Regions from separate parts of the Mus musculus genome. Here region 1 is linked to region 2. A link is a loop called in an ENCODE intact Hi-C map of the cell type or tissue named here. Cell type or tissue: heart. All regions are shown on one strand. Each heading gives the region's core, and the rest is flanking DNA. Links, peaks and the distances in the headings are about the cores only. Region 1 holds the start of Gm16351 (a long non-coding RNA gene). Region 2 has its middle 44 kb from the start of Tlr3.

Evidence for each region. Peaks named below come from ENCODE experiments on the same cell type or tissue, not always from the same donor. Only the 100,000 strongest peaks of a DNase experiment are listed, where the experiment ranks them.
Region 1: a loop joins it to region 2, with 2.2 times the contacts of the local background. A loop is called at or near these places in 2 of 42 quality-filtered maps.

Annotation. Positions count from the first base shown.
Region 1 is chr8:45,602,520-45,610,859 of GRCm38, forward strand. The region is part of intron 1 of Sorbs2 (sorbin and SH3 domain containing 2); the gene reads left to right. It overlaps Gm16351 (a long non-coding RNA gene), which reads right to left and starts at 2,385. Exons shown (of 5, transcript XR_003947381.1): 1 at 1-2,385. In heart, for the core only: no CTCF peak of the experiment used is centred there; a DNase peak (open chromatin) is centred at 4,702; H3K27ac peaks cover 1,116 bases.
Region 2 is chr8:45,450,298-45,458,637 of GRCm38, forward strand. No RefSeq gene overlaps it. Among named protein-coding and RNA genes, the nearest start is that of Tlr3, 44 kb to the left of the region's middle. In heart, for the core only: CTCF peaks have their summits at 4,186 (motif pointing right) and 7,792; a DNase peak (open chromatin) is centred at 2,054.

The sequences.
Region 1 (8,340 bases), core at 137-8,136, 150 kb after region 2:
GAGGGAAGAAAGGAGAGAGAAGAGAGAAAGGAGAGACACTAACAACCCAACTCATAAGCTCACCTTCCAATCTATGATGAAGTTCACTTGTTTTTACTCAAGTCTTAGTCTCTCCATATCTCCGTTGTCTGTGCTCCGCTAGCCCTTCCTACCTCTATAAAATAGGACACTATCCTCTGCCACAGCCTGACTGGCATGCTCCTCTTCATCCTGCTTTGTTAATGTGCTGGAAATATATACAACTCTCTCGTTCCCCAGCTCAGGAGGCCCCAGTGCTTCTCATTGCCTGTGAGTGTAAATGGAAGTACCTCGGCGTGGGAAGAAAGGCCAGTGCTTTGTCCTTCTTTAGCAGCATCCTGTTAGCTCTCTCTGCCTTATTCTTATGAATCATGATGCAGACTCTCAGCTACCACCAAAGCACCACGCCAGTCTGCCCGTTGCCGTGCTTTTTGCCACGATGCCCTGAACTCTATTTTACCCTCCAGAACCATGAGCCGCAATGCAAACACTTTTCTCTTATAAGTTACTTTGGTCCTGGTGTTTTGTCCCAGCAACTAAAAAGTACCTTATCTTACTCCATTTCCTTTGCCTCGCCCCATCCTTTGGCCTTTTATAATGCCCATCCTACAATTGAGTAGGACCCTCCCCAAAACAGTGCTGCCATTCAGATTGTATGAGTCTGTCCACCTATAGAATTATAAGAGTCTTTCTGACTGTAGACTTCATAAAAGAAGAATAAGTTCTAGGAATATGTCACCTCTTCTCTAGAGTTAACATCTTCAAGATCATGTTTTGCCACTTTCAGAGACTCATTTGGAGAGTCTTAGCATCTTATTTAAAGATGCTTTCTCTGCCTTGAGCCTGTGTGTGGCAAATTAAACCAAAGAGCGTATATTAGACTATGCCATGCTTATTTGACTTTGGATTCAACTACTTTCTGGCAGTTTTTGAATTCTTTCTCCTAAGCAAGCACACTTTTTTTGCCATTTCAGAATCTCTCTCAGACAGACTGTGTAGCATTAGAGTTGAATGTTCTCCCATATCTTGCAAAATAACACCACATGGCATTAGACCTTGAAGATCCAGTGCCTAAAAGGCAGAGGGTAAGGAATGTCTTGTAAGAACATTTGCTACTCTTGTGAAGGACTTTGGTTTGGATCCCAGCACCTACATGGTGGCTCGCAACCACCTGTAACTCCAGCACTAGGTGATCCAACACCATCTCTGGCCTCTACAGGCTACAGGATGCATGAAATGCATATAAACCCATGCAGTGCACATATACACATAAGTAAAGCATAGTAGTAAATAAAAAGTAAAGAAGATGGAATGAAGCTGTATACCTTAAAGCTTTTCCTCTCTGCTATGCTGTGGTCACGGTGAAGGTTTGCACATTCCAGATTTTTATGTGTAAGGAAGTCTCTGAGGAAACCAAGACCTCTGTGGCATGAGTTGTGCCAGACCTAGGTGGCAAATTGCCAGAACTGAAACTCCACTGGGCATGATAGTGGTCTTGCCTGCCCCGGGAAGGTGGAGGCAGCCAGCCTGTGGGGTAAGATGTTGGCAAGGCAGGGGCATTGTTATGGTTTTACAGTCATAGGAATGGAGCAGAATTCCAGCTGAGACCACTCCAGCTGAGACCTGAGAGCTATGGGGGTGAATGGGAATAAGCAGACCTCCTGTGTGCAGAGCTGGAGTCCTATCCATACTCTACAGTGCCATAGCTGAAGGAAAGTGAGGAAACACTGGATACATGCTGATTTCACAAATTATAAGTACCCCAATCCTTACAAATATATCACGTATTAGTAAGAATCTCAAAAGGGAAACTGTGGGAATCCCACAAAAATACATATGTGTATAGGCTTGGAAAAAATGATGAGCTATTAGGGATCATTTCCAAATTAAAAATGAATAGTTCAAAAGAAAGGGACTTGGTGGCATGTCTTAAAAAAAAACACAAAGAAATTTAAATTTTGTTTTTTTCTTTATCAAAGTATTATTTTTTAATATTAAAGATGACATGTAAGAGCCAGCTGTCATGGCTTTCACCTATAATCCCACCACTCAGGAGAGTAAGTCTGGCTAGAGGATCAAAAGAGTTCAAGGCTAGCCTGAGCTACACAGGAAGACAGTGGGTGAGGAAGCAGAAAGAAGAAGCTGCAATACCCTTGGGAGACAGTCCATGTAAGCCTGATCAATCTAAGTGATTGATTACCATGCACTTTATATTGCAATTTCATATTCCAATGCCCTTATGCTAATTAACTGACTAAACATTTATAGTTCTAAAATATATTTTTATTTGTTTTATTTACAATCCAGTCATGACCCTCCCCCAAACCCAGTCATCCCTCCTACAGTTCCTCATCCCATTCCTCCTCCCCTTGTTTCCAAGAGAATGCTTTTTAAAAGTATTTCCATACCACTGAAAGGATTGTATTTATATGGGTCAATCTTGGAATGTTGCGTTGCATATATTAGCAATTACGTTCTGTGACAGATCGCCTACCTTAGCCTGCTTCGTTAAAGTGAAATCTGCTGAAGTGGTCAAGCACCATAGCAAATATGTTTCCTTCCAACCCACTCGCATTTGACAAAGGACTCCATGAAGAGTCTCAGTCTCTCTCTCTCTCTCTCTCTCTCTCTCTCTCTCTCTCTCTCTCTCTCTCTCTCTCTCTCGCTTTTCATCTTGGGGTGTTTTGAAATGCTTTAAAGAGTTTTGAAGTCAGTGACACCGCTGACAAATAGCACGCACCCAAGTGCCCACGTAAAATGTTTCAAGGGCATGGTTGAAGTTCAGCTTCCCTGGCCCATTCCTGCCTATGAAGAAATGGAATAGCAGTTTGTGGGGAGCGCTAAGGCTCCCAGGGGTATTTGTCTGGATGTGACTTTCTCCAGGAAAAAGTGGTTTGATGATCTCTGTCAATGTCAACAATCTGCATAAATTTAATATTTTTCTGGACATCTTTTGAAAGAAACAAGCTTACTTAGATTTACATAATTTTAGCTTTTTACATGCATATATATATATTTAAATATGAAAGTTGGCTCTGGAATCTTGTGATGGTTGCTGGGAGAGAAAGCAGCCCACACTTTTTCCCTTTACTTGTTATTCGTTAGCCTCACACCACTGGGAAAAAAAAAATCATGCTCAAATTTGGCAAAAAAAACCTCAAACAACAAAATTTTAAACCTTTCCATCCCTTCTTTTTTCAAGCAATGCTGAAATGAATTTTTCCTGATGGATTCTGTTATCAAATTATTTTCCTTCTGGGGGAAATGTCACAAGTTTACTTAAACATGAGAAGTAGTTTTATCCCTTTTTCTACTAAATAGGTCAGTTAAAATTTGAATATCACTGAAATAAAAGGGAATTTTGATGTTCTGCAGCTAGGCAACAATTTTCTATTTAAGTGTATGTTTTATTTCATCCCATCTTATTTGTTAGAGGATTTGAAATTACTTTTTGAGGACATCTTTTGATATGTTTTACATCTCTGAAAATTGGGTATACTTTATGACTTTGGAAAACTTCTATACTTTGGAAATTGCCTTGAAAAACAATAATGTGGCTTCCGGGATAAAGGACCAGTTTTATACTGTACAAAACAAATCAAGAATATGCTGGTTCTGCAATATAAATGTCAAAACTTTTTGGAGCTAAATTTTTGTAAGGTCTATCCATAAGTTATATTATTTGAAGAGGAACGTTTTCCATTCACTATTTTGGAACCCTGAAGAATAGTTCTCACTTTAGGACCTACTAGCAAATGGCTGGTGAGTGTAATAAATATTTAATATTGTTCACATTATACTCAGGTGAGAGTAACATGTATTTATTTTTTCTTATGTGACCAAGTATATGCTTTATCTCACTAATGTCATAAATTAATATAATTGTTATGAAACCTGGTTAGCCACTATTTTATTATTTGAATAGTTGTCAGTTCTTCGTTCCATTGTCATAACTTATGTTTACCCCACACGTGGGTTACTTCTAGAACTATTTGTTGAGCGTGTTCTTCTGTGCCAGGAACCATGCTACTTGACACAGACCTCACACTCCTTGAGTTGTCAATCAGATAGAGGACACACACTCTCTCTTTAGATAATGAGAAAACATTACTTAACATCAAGTGTTGCATTTTATTATATTTTAGTTCTTTATTAATTAAAATAAAGATTAGATGAGAATTAGTGAGATGTTACCTGAATTGAATCCTCTGTATAAATCATGGCCAAAAAAATATGAAGTAGGTGTTAAAATTCTTATTTTACATGTGAAGTAGTATGATGTAGGCTGTAGTTACAAAGCTATAATCTGAGCATCTATTTATATTTTGTATATTTTATACATATTTGTAATGTACTATACAAAGTATTTCTCTTCCATCCACTCTATTTACAAAGCACATTAAGGATACATAGTAATTATTGGGTTTGGGGGCACCAGTTGCTTAATTTCTTAGATTTGGAATAGTTTTCATTAGGGAGACAAAGAAGCAAGGTATTACAAGGTGATAATCACAGTGGACATGCACTATTTATTTGATTTGAAATACCATTCTAGAAGGCAAAGCCATTGTTGGACTCTGAGGAACAAAAAAGGGACAGTGACCTACCCACAGAAAGAATGCTATGGAGAAGCCGATCGGTTACTTATCAGCCTGCTATTATTACAGTGCCAAACCGACGTGCTCGCATTGCTTGGGCATGATGTGACTGGTAGTTATGGTCAAACAACATGATAAGGATAAAGTGATGACCTCATCCTCCATGAATAACTTCCACTTTGTTTTCTAGAGTCAGTCATTTTAGGAATACAGATGAGGAAGGCATCACACCAAATATCCAGCTACGTACCAGAGTGCTTTTAAACCTTGGTCACAGCCAGACAGGAAAGATCTTGTAAATATAAATTCTGCTGAACTCTCTTGTTGAGAAAGAATAGCTTTATTGAAGGAGACTCAAGACAGGGTTAGACCTTCACCCTCATATGTGAATTCAGAATAATGATTTGTTGAGCAGTGGCTCCCATCTTTAGATTTGAAAGATGATTGACAAATTCTCAAAAACTTTAATGGAGAAGATGCCCATTATCCCCCACAAGACTGCTTGGAACAAATTCAGTTTTTACAAGAAAGGCTACAAGGGCAACCATAAGCAAACGTGCTTCTGGGTCAGTCTTCTGCAAAGGTAGCCACACCTAGACAAATAAGACCAATCTAAGTTTGGGATAAATATAAGACAAAGGCACAAAAATAAAATGAAATTAAGAAATGGAATAATTCTGTGTCACCAACTCTTCTTGAATGGTGTTTTAATATACAAAAACCAAAATGAATTGCGGCTTTGCCATATACACTCTTCCTCTAATTTGCCATAAATCCATTTTTTTAAAGCTTCTAAAGCAAAATATGTGGGAGTAACTTCATCTATAAGCATCCAAAATGGGCAGAGGCGAACTAGGTAAATGGAACAGGATGATCATTTCACTAGAGTTGATCTGGGTGAATTGCTGCTTTAACTATTTATATACACAGAGTGTGCGTCTCTTAAGCAAAGGCACATCCTAAAATTTAAGAATACAGTACACGTATATGTAACATAGGCATATATAATATATGTATAATATGTTCATTATCACGTATGCATATGTAGATGCATACAGCATTTCTATGAGTTTGAAGTCTCACTACCTTCCTGGATTGTGAATAAAGGAGTAACTGCATCTAAAATGGTGCATTTGATAGAAACTAGCAAGTCTTAAGTGAACACATTGCAAAGAGTTAATATGAAGAGAACAAATATTCATAAGTTTTAAATGTATCCATTTTTTTCTTTTTCATGACAGGGTAGGGTATATTTATGAACAGAGAACATGGGTGATAATCACAGCATGTATTGAGCCATTGTTGTATGCTTAACGCCGTGGTGACGTCTTCTTTTTGAGGGAATTATTTAATCGGCCATTGTGTTAGCAAGGCACTGCTCTTGATGCTAATGTAGAAATGCGAGAGTTGAGGCCTTGCCAACTTCAGTCTGACTCCACTTGGCCCTAGTTAGAAAAACATGGAGTGTGTTGCCCTATTTGTTTTCTTTCCTGCATTGGAACAGGATGTTGCTGTATAGTCCAGCCTGCCTTTGAACCCACAATTCTCCTAGCTCAGCCTCCAGAGTGCTAGGATTACAGGGGAGGCCACTGTGCCAAGCTCAAGAAATAGACTTTTAAAAACACTAGCGGTATCACAGAATGAGTGGAGAGGGGACTCAAGAGTATCATGTTCTAGTCTAGACTACCATTCCTTGAGGGTGGGTGCCAAGTCCTTGCACAGTTCCAGAGACTCTACTTGATTGGAACAATGAGAGAACAAAGAAAAGACAAATGCATGGACAGACAGAAACATGGACACAGAAAATCTGGGATCTCAGATGGAGAAGTCACAGCCTCCAGAAGCCCAAAGTATTTATTTTATACAGTTGAACAGGGATGTGGGGTTACTGCACACAGCTGAATCAAGGAGGGATATTTAGCTAACCTGGGTTAGTGCAGCCTTTCCAGGGAAGCTGTCTTCAGGCCATAAACATTTGTCTGGGGGAGAAAGCTCTGGTGTGTTGTCAAAATTATTTCATCTCAGTTAAGGCTTCCACCGGCTTTTGATCATTCAGTTCCCAGATAAAGGACACACAACTTCTATATTTACAATAAGCCTTAATCAGCACCATAGCTGGGAAGATATCTGCCCTCTATGTTGTTAAAATCTATTTCCCCATCATTAACCTCATTTCCTACTTTGCCATGTTCCATCTGGACAGTTCTTAACTCCATTTGACTAGCCCTCATGAGGCTTACCTACACCATGGTGGCTTCCTCCTCTCTCCACCTTTTTCTCTCTCCTCTCATGGTTCTCCCCAGACCCTGCCTATCTCAATTCTGTCTGGCTATAGGCTGTAGACATCTTTATTCACCAACCAGGGATAATTAGAGGACAGGTCACTGGATATGTCACTTGGGTACCAGCAGACTCGATTACCCCTGGGGGCAATCAGTCCTTGGGGGGGGGGCAGTATTTAGCATTATAATACAAACAAAAGACAAAATCTCATTAATAGTGAGTGTTTTCTACAGACTGTCAGAATTCACACTCATACTTCCCAGAGAAAGACTTCCATCCCTCTGAGCTTCCACTGAGAGAGACTTTGCAAAGCTGTCTTAGGGTTACACTGCTGCAAAGAGACACCTTGACTACCATGGCAACTCTTATAAAGGATAACAACTAGTTGGAGCTGGGTTACAGGTTCAGAGGTTCAGTCCATTATCATCAAGGCATGGTGTAGGATGAGCTGAGAGTTCTACAACTTCATCTGAAAGCTGCTAAGAAAAGACAGACTCCCATGTGGCTAGGAAGAGGGTCTCAAAGCCCACCCCACAGTGACATACTTCTTCTAATAAGGCCATACCTACTCCAACAAGGCCACATCTCCTAAGAGTGCCACTGCCTGAGCCAAGCATATTCAAACTACCACACACACTCATGGTACTGAGGCATTAGTCTTTAACGTGACTGCATCTGGGTTAACAAGTCACACCCACTCAGGACTTCATCCACTCTGGCTTCCTCCACTCCCTTGAAGGTAGGTACTATCTTGGTGACTCTTGTGGTCAGTTCTTAAGTTCTCAATTGGGTCCTTTATATGGTGAGCAATTGGCTCGCCATATGAAGAAAGCGAGAAGACTCTTGACTCAACATCAGACAAGTTGCTTGACCCATGTGAGTGCCATCATCTTCTATTTTATTTCTAGAATCTCTTTTATTCCCAAAATGATTTGAAATAGCCTGCATAGATATACTGTCCAAGACCTTTAAGAGATAAGAGCTTGAGAGTGATAGACTTTATTTAGAACTCAGACTGAAAGTTAGTGAAGAAATGGAGTCACTGCTGGACTGACTCCCCTCCACTGCCACCCCTCCCCCACCTACTCACTCTTCTTCTGCCACATTTGGCCAGAGCAATCTGCTCCTGTGGGAGTCTTGAGAGGAAAGAAGAGAAAAGCCCAAAATACCAACTTGGCTGTCTAATTGTTTTTAATTATGAAATCACTCAAGGTCGAGATGAGTGTGCTAAGCCCATTTCAGAGGCAGAGATCCAAATCCTCAAACAGCAGAAAACCTTGGGGGACAGAACAAAGAGGCTTCTTTATCAAGTGAAATCTGAAAGGTTCTAAGGAGTGGAGAGTCACAATGGCTCTTAAAAGAAGTAGGAGATTTAAACAGTAAGCTAAAAAAATATCAAAAAGAAGCAGGGCCCAATAAACCGCAAACACCCACACAGCAA
Region 2 (8,340 bases), core at 270-8,269:
ACACACACACACACACACACACACACACACACACATCTCTATGAGGATCCTCAGTTTTCTAACCTCCCTAGAGTGCAAACCTGTGCTTTGTCTTTATGAGCTTTATGAACATTTGGTTATTTCCCCCACCCTGTTCTGAAGACAACTTCATCCCCTCCCCTCATCCCTTTCATAAGCCCTTCCACAGGAGACATGGCGTACCATGTGTGTCAGCCATTTCTCAGGACTTACCCCTCTTCAGAGTTGAGAGCACTGGGGTACTGTGAAGCCTCAGCTATCCAACACACTCCAGAAAAAGCTATAATTACACTTTTGTCGACTTCTTGGATTCTTCTTGCTAAGGTAGGAATGATATCTTCTTTGGGCTATGCTCATTCAAAGCAGAAGCTAAATTCTGACTGCTTAGATATTTCAGGGGTTTGGTTTACTTCCTCAGAGAAGATCAAGTCTTCCATACTCCCAAACGCCCAGAAGTGAAATATCACTGGCTAGAAACCTGCAATTAAGTGCATATTAGCATCCTTCATCTGAAGTGATCAGAAGCTTAGATATTTCTAAGATCTGTGAAACACAATAACAATGAATTGTCTTGGGAGTGAGACACAAACTCAAGCACAAACATTGTCTATGTTTTACATACACTTTTCTCCAATAGCTCAAACATAATTCTGTACAGCATTTTCAGAGTGTCTCTGTTTGGGCTGTGACCTGTCAGGTGTGATTTTTTTTTTCAGTGTGGTATCCTGTTAGCATTCTAAGCATTTAGGACATTGTAGATCAGACGTAGATTAGATTAGGTTGTTCTGCCTGTATTTGTGTGTCACTATGTAAGGTGACAAAGATGAATGAGTCACAGTCACTGTTTTATATCTGCTGCTAATCTAAAGGGAACTAAGGCACACAAACAAATGTACGAATCAGTGTGTAAGAGCCATAGTGAGAAGGGGTGGGGACACCATGGGAACATGGATCTGATTAAAGGGGACCCAGAAGCAATGATATAATATTACTATTATCTACCAGAGGTATGATCATCTACATTATGTCCTAGCTGCCTTTCTCTTGCTGTGATAGCATCGTGATCGACAGGAACTTGGAGAGGAGGTGTTTTCTTTCATGTTACATCCCAGAGCAGTGTTTCTCAGCCTGTGGGGTGTGACCATTGAAAAACACAGATTTCCAATGGTCTGAGGAACCCTCAACCATAAATTTATTTTTGTTGCTACTTGAGGACTGAAATGTTGTAACTGAGCAGTGTCTCCATTCCTAAAAACATCAGAAACTCGTTTTCCCATGATTGAAACCCACAGGTTGAGAACTGCTGCCCTACAGTCCAGTACAAAGGGAACTTGGGGCAGGTACTCAAGCAGGAACCTGGAGGTAGAAACTTAAAGCAAAGGCCATGGAGGAATTCTGTTTTTTAGCTTGCTTTGCCTGGCATGCGTGCCTGCTTTCTTATCCAACTCCAGGATTGCCTACCCAGGATTGCCACCACCTAAAATGGTCTGGATCTTCTTATATCATCATTAATCGACATTACCCACAATCTTGTCTACATACCAGTCTTATGGAGGCCATTCCTCAGTGGTAGTTTTCTTTTCCACATTACTCTAGTTCCTTTCAACTTGACAAACAACCAACTGGCACATACTTGGAATTTTAATAAAAACTTTTCTTACAGAAAAGGTGGTATGTTATCCCTTGCTTAGGTCTAGGAGGCCAGAGTGGTCTCAGCCATCGTCTCCTTTGAGCCCAAGTTCCCCAAGTGACATTATTCTGCCCCAAGTTATCAGCTTCTGGGTGTGCGCAGTAACAAGAAACTCTAACAACCTTAGATGCTGTGCTTTATAATTTTCCTGTTTATACTTAGCCTTAACTAGTCTGCATTGCTTCCCAAACACTCAGATATCTTTTAGTTCCTTGGAGTGTGTGTGTCAGTTTTAGTTTGAAAAGAGCAGTGACTAAGCAGTACCAAGGCTCTCCTATTTCGGTCTCTTAAGTGGAGTCCAGACAGTAAGATGCGTCAATGCCAGGCCCAGAATAGCAAAGCCCAAACAGGGGCTTGCTACAGCCAGATGCCCAGAGGAACATGAGACATGGGTCAAAAATTGGTCCTGACGCTCAGAGGTGAATCTGCAGCAGCCTGAGTTTAGACAGCATCTCATCAGATGATTGGTAGCATAATGCAATTTTAAAAAACTAAAAATAAAGAGAAAGTGTTTCCTTTTCTTTAACTGCTTACTTTTAAAAACAAATTGATGGAGACAAAGATCAGACTATAAGAAGAGGAAGGGAAAAAATGTAGGAAATTTCACAGAATCAGGTATGGTAACACGCTTAAAATCTTAGTACTTGGGAGGCCGAAGCAGGAGGATTGTGATTTCAAGGCTAACCTAGGCTGCATGGAAGTTTAAGGCTAGCCTGGGCTCTCTAGCAAGATGAGATCTCAAAAAAAAAAAAAAAAAAAAAAAGAGTAAAGAGAACATGAAAAGGCGGACTGGGGTGAGAATAAGGAACTAGAGAAAGTGGGAGGAGGGAGAAAAGAGGAAATAAGGATGGGGAAGGGAAGAAGGAAGGAAGCAGAAGGGGATGATGGAGAGACTGGAAGAAAGCCCCACAGCTCCGTCTGCATGTGCCAACATATCCCCAGTATTTAAAGGTCAGACAGAGTAAGGGTGGGTGTCCTGAGCCCTGAAGTATGTTCATTACACACGCTAATTAAGCAGCCAGCGTATTCTGGGTTGTCCCAGCATCCATTTTTCTATTATTCTGAATTCTCACAGAATTAAGAAGTTAAAACAGTTGTCAAGATTTGTCAAAGGAGATGTTAAACATCTCCATATACTTATATATCCAATATCTATTTATAGATTAAACATCTATAAAAAACAACAATGTCTAAATTAAGTATGTATTTTTCTTAATACAAGCAGCCCTCCATATCCTGTACTCCTATCTCATAGAAGGTATTTTCTGTTGGTTTGTCTCTTAGTTCTCATATTCTGTCAAAACCATACTCACCATATTATACGGTTTGAATCCAAGTACAACAGCCCTTCTCTTCCTCATACAGTGAAGAGGTGACCTTCTCAGTAGTCATTCATGATGTCTCCTTTGAGATTTAGTGCCTCAAAAGTGATTTAAAGCACGTGGATGGTCGTATATTCTGGGAAATTTCCCCTTTGTACAAGGGCTGAAATATTCCACTGTGCAATGTTATCCCTGTGTAGCACACTCATCTTTGTGATAATGATTGTGCAAAGGCAGCCAGCTATACCACAGGGGTGTTCTGCAAATATGGGTTACACAGTTTTTGAAGAATCATAAAAATAAAAGCATGCATTTTCCCAAAAGCCAAAAACCATGTGTTTTCTTTACAATGAGACTTTTAGTAGTAGGCCTATAATGAAGGCAGGGACACACTCACTCACACGCACACACACACTCACACGCGCACACACACACACACACACACTATGTATAATATAACATAACAGTATAATTTAGCTATATGACAATTGTATATTTTATTGTATATATTTTAATATAATTTACCTACACTATAAATACAATTTTAATGTAAATTGTCTGTACTATTATATAATATAATTTGAATGTAATTTTCCTAGAATATAATTTCAAAATTAGACATTATGCAATGCAACTTTAGCATAATGGGACATAATACAAATTTCAAGTATAGACATTGAATGTCTGGGGCAAATCCTAAAACAGAATTTCAAAGAGGCGTTCTAAGTGACAACTGAGAAGTATCCTTTTTCCTCACTGGTAACATGTTTATTTAGAATTTTATGCTTTTCCACTTTGTATAAAGGCGCTGGACTCTCATCTGTGAGGCTGACAAGGGGGGATTGTTTGCAGAGTTAACCGATAAAAGATCACTCGAAGATTCAGTAGGGATTGAAGTATCTTGAATCTAACCGGAAGAATGTTGCACTATGAATGAGATAAATGTGTGATCTACTGCCCCGAAGGCTGAGTTGGACTCTGGGGCTGTAACCACCCAGATAAGTTAGACAAAACCAGGATTATTGGGGTCTGGATTTTACCCAGTGAATTCTGCCAATCATTTCCTTCCCGTTGGCGAGCGAGCAGCAGATTGCTGTTCACAAAGTCCTCAGATTACCCACAGGGTGCTGAGAGAATATTAAAATAAATTCCAGTTCTGCCCATTGACCACAAGAGGGCATTGTTGTTCTCTGGATGTACAGCCAAGAGTTCTAACAGGAAACCATAGGAAGCCTACAATGCAGGGTACAAGTAGTAGACCTGGAATGCCAGGGCTGTGCCCATGCACCACGGCTGCCAGTCACATTGCCAACAGAACATCACCCCCACGCTGAGTAGCGGAGAAAAGGAGAGTATCTTCAACACCCTGTTCTAGTCCCTTAAGTCTCTTCCTATGTGTTGAGCTCTCGGTACCTATCTGTGACCATACTATGCACTCTGGCAGGGGTTGGTCCATCGCAATGAGTACCTTAAGACAGGAATTTACCCATCGGCATGATAAAATAGTGTGGATCATCTCTCCCTGAGGAGACTACTGAGTCTCCTGGGGGGTAGGGTGTCCATCTTTCCTTTTGTTTCCTTTCTTCTCATCTCTGTGGGTGACCATCTCCTTGCTCTCCATTTCCAGCGCCCCAGATCTCAGTGATCACTTTTGGTTTTTCTCACAGCCTCTGCTAGCTTCCGGCCTCTGCTAGCTTCCGGCATCCAACCCTCCTTTCTGCAGTGTCCTCCAGTCTTACCTAACATGTCACCTACACAAAGACCTTTCCTTAAGCTTTATTTAAATCCGCAGGCTGGGGCGGTTGCATCTGAGTAGCTCTACCTCGCTCACACTGTCTGACACATGATGTATTTTTATGGTGTCTATTGCCAGTCCCTTGCTAAGGAATGCGATTCACAAGGGAGTTTCTGTCTATTTTGTCCTCGACCATATCTCATTGCTTCCCAAAGTGCCCAGCACATGATCAACATGTGGTAAACCTATTTTGAATGAATTAAAAAAAAAAAAGTATTTAACAGAGAATTTTCCCAAGCCTGGGCAGAATAAAAAACAAACAACAAAACCAACTTGTTAACGTGAGCAACCAAAGCTGTTCAGAGAACAAAAGTTAAAGGTCACTAATGGAGGGAACCATGAAAGCCTGCAGTAACATCACAGCTCTGATAGTGGATATTAGCCCAGAAACTTAGAATACCCAAGATATAAGATACAATTTGCAAAACACATGAAACTCAAGAACGAAGACCAAAGTATGGACACTTTACCCCTTCTTAGAATTGGGAACAAAACACCCATGGAAGGAGTCACAGAGACAAAGTTTGGAGCTGAGACGAAAGGATGGACCATCTAGAGGCTGCCATACCCGGGGATCCATCCCATAATCAGCCTCCAAACGCTGACACCATTGCATCCACTAGCAAGATTTTATTGAAAGGACCCAGATGTAGCTGTCTCTTGTGAGACTATGCCGGGGCCTAGCAAACACAGAAATGGATCCTCACAGTCAGCTATTGGATGGGTCACTGGGCTCCCAATGGAGGAGCTAGAGAAAGTACCCAAGGAGCTAAAAGGGTCTACAACCCTATAGGTGGAACAATATGAACTAACCAGTACCCCCTGGAGCTCGTGTCTCTAGCTGCATATGTAGCAGAAGATGGCCTAGTCGGCCATCATTGGGAAGAGAGGCCCATTGGTCTTGCAAACTTTATATGCCTCAGTACAGGGGAAAGCCAGGGCCAAGAAGTGGGAGTGGGTGGGTAGGGGAGTGGGGGGGGGTATGGGAGACTTTTGGGATAGCATTGGAAATGTAAATGAAGAAAATACCTAATAAAAATAATAATTTTTAAAAAATCTACAGAAATTGTACAAATGAGATTTTTCTGGGCTGCACAACGAGCCAAGAATTCTTTGATATGAAGACCCCTAGAAGCTGAGTCACAGGAGACTCTGGGAAGCTGAGCTTAAGGATGGTTAGTTGAAGATTTCAAAACCATCTGCCCCACAGCATTGTCTTCTGTGGTGCCAAGCTGAGAACATGTCTATAGTTCCAAGAGCGTGCTATGAGGACTTCAGTAGGAATAGGTAACGTGACAGTCACCACTCACAAAGCCCAGGTTGTTTAGAGAGACAGTGCTTTGTAATATTAATTCTTCCTAACATTTTCTTTTAATTTATAGATGGGGCCAGCCCATAGGAACTACCTATGTTACTACACATTTGACAACAAAGCGTGTTTGTACAATGCCACATGTTTTTATTTTCTATCCTTGTGCTTTGAAATCTGGGGCCTTTGCCGACTGTCGGTGACTGCTCACCTTATGTCAGCAAGGACCTGGAGACAACACAGAGCTCCTAACAGAAGAAGATCCCAGGACAAATGAGACGATCTAAGTTCAGCTCCTACCCTCCTACTATAATATCACGCTAAGACCAACTTCCAAACAAAGAACAAGGTAGAGCTTGGTGAAAGGACCTCAACCATCCAGTGCAAGCCTGCTTGCCCTGCCTTAGCACAGCAGCAGAGCCCCTAACCCAGGTTCCCTTGTTCCCCTCGCCTCCGGGCTCAGCAGTGCTTCTCCTTACAGATGTCCACATGTGACATGTTCCCTGCCTTTGCTGACTGTGAGAAGTGGATTATCTTTTAAAAGACAGTTGGGTATTGTTTTGTTCTTTTCTTTTTATACCTAGATAAGGAAAAAGCATGTGTTTAGGGATTTGTGGGGAGGAAAAGAAGTTAGCATTTGGTTTTTAGAACCTTTCCTACGGTGGTATGGAATATCAGTGGTGAGAACTGAGCTGAAGCGATTAGGCTGAGTTAGCTTTCTGTACTGTAAAGATAAAGAAGAGAGAGTGCACGGTAATGAGGTGGGTCTCAGGGAGAGAGTCCCAGGAGCTGCGTTTCCAGCCTCACCTATTGTTATCTGGTTTAATAGGCCTGAGAGATTAGCTTTGGGTGACTATGTCTACGGGCAAAACTGTATCTCTCTATTACAAATAGAAAGGGTTTGAGATAGAGATTGTCATTAAAGATGTGACAAATGAGATTCTAGGAGATTAAGTCTGTGTGGCTAATGAACCAATGGTGTAAGCATGGCTGAATCCACCATCATTTCATCCGTGCCTTACACTGCTAAGTCTTTACAAGCTGCCTTTTAAAATTGTCAACACAATAAATTAAGTGTACCAAATAAAAATACAAAACCACAACATAAGTATATAATGTGAAAAGTATGTAACGTGAAAACTGCAATCTCTAGTCTATTCCCCACCTTTCATCACCTGCTCCTCGGTAATGACTTAGGCTACGTTTTAGGTGATGTCTCAAACAGAAAGCCATGCTGCCCCAAATACACACACACACACACACACACACACACACACACCCACACACACACCACACATAAGCACACGTGCAAACTCATACACACACACACCACACACATAAGCACACATGCATACTCATACACACACGTACTCATGCACACACATGTACATGTATAATTCAGCACACAAACATATGTATACATATATACACATACACATGTATACACAAATATATACACACAGACAAAGACTCACACAAAATGCTACTAGACATTCATAGACATAGAATAAATGTCTATGGGAAAAATTCTAACATCCAACTAGTAGAACTATTACAAATTAAACATTGAGAAAGATAGAAATAACTAATCTAGGGGAAGACAAGAGAGAACAGGATGGGGCCAAAATGGCAAATCATGCAGTTCCCTGCACTGCCTGTCTGAGGCTCCATTAGCCCAAGGTAATGAAGGTGAATCTTGGGAGTGGCAATAGTGATCTCTAGTGGACTAGAGTGTGATGATGGTGCATACTAGTGATAATGTACTCAGATATGGGGATGGACACACACTGAAGAAGGAGGAGGAGGAGGAAGAGGAGAAATGAAGATGAGGAAGAAGAGGAGGTGGAGGAGGAAGAGGAGAAATGAAGATGAGGAAGAAGAGGAGGAGGGGAAAAGAGGAGGGAGGAGAAGGAGGAAGAGGTGGAGGAAGAAGAGGAGGGGAAAAGAGGATGGAGGAGAAGGAGGAAGAGGAGGAGGAGAAAGAGGAGGGGGATGAAGAGGAGGGGGAAAGAGGAGGGAAGAGAAGGAGGAGGAGGAAGAGGAGGAAAAGGAGGGAGGAAGAGGAAAGAAGAGGAGGAGGGAGGAGAAGGAGGAGGAGGAGGAGGAAGAGGGGGGAGGAGGAGGAAAGAGGAGGAAGAGGAGGAAGAGAGGAGATATCTAGCTATTTGTTACTCTGACACCTCCAAGAACTAGATGCCGCGTAATA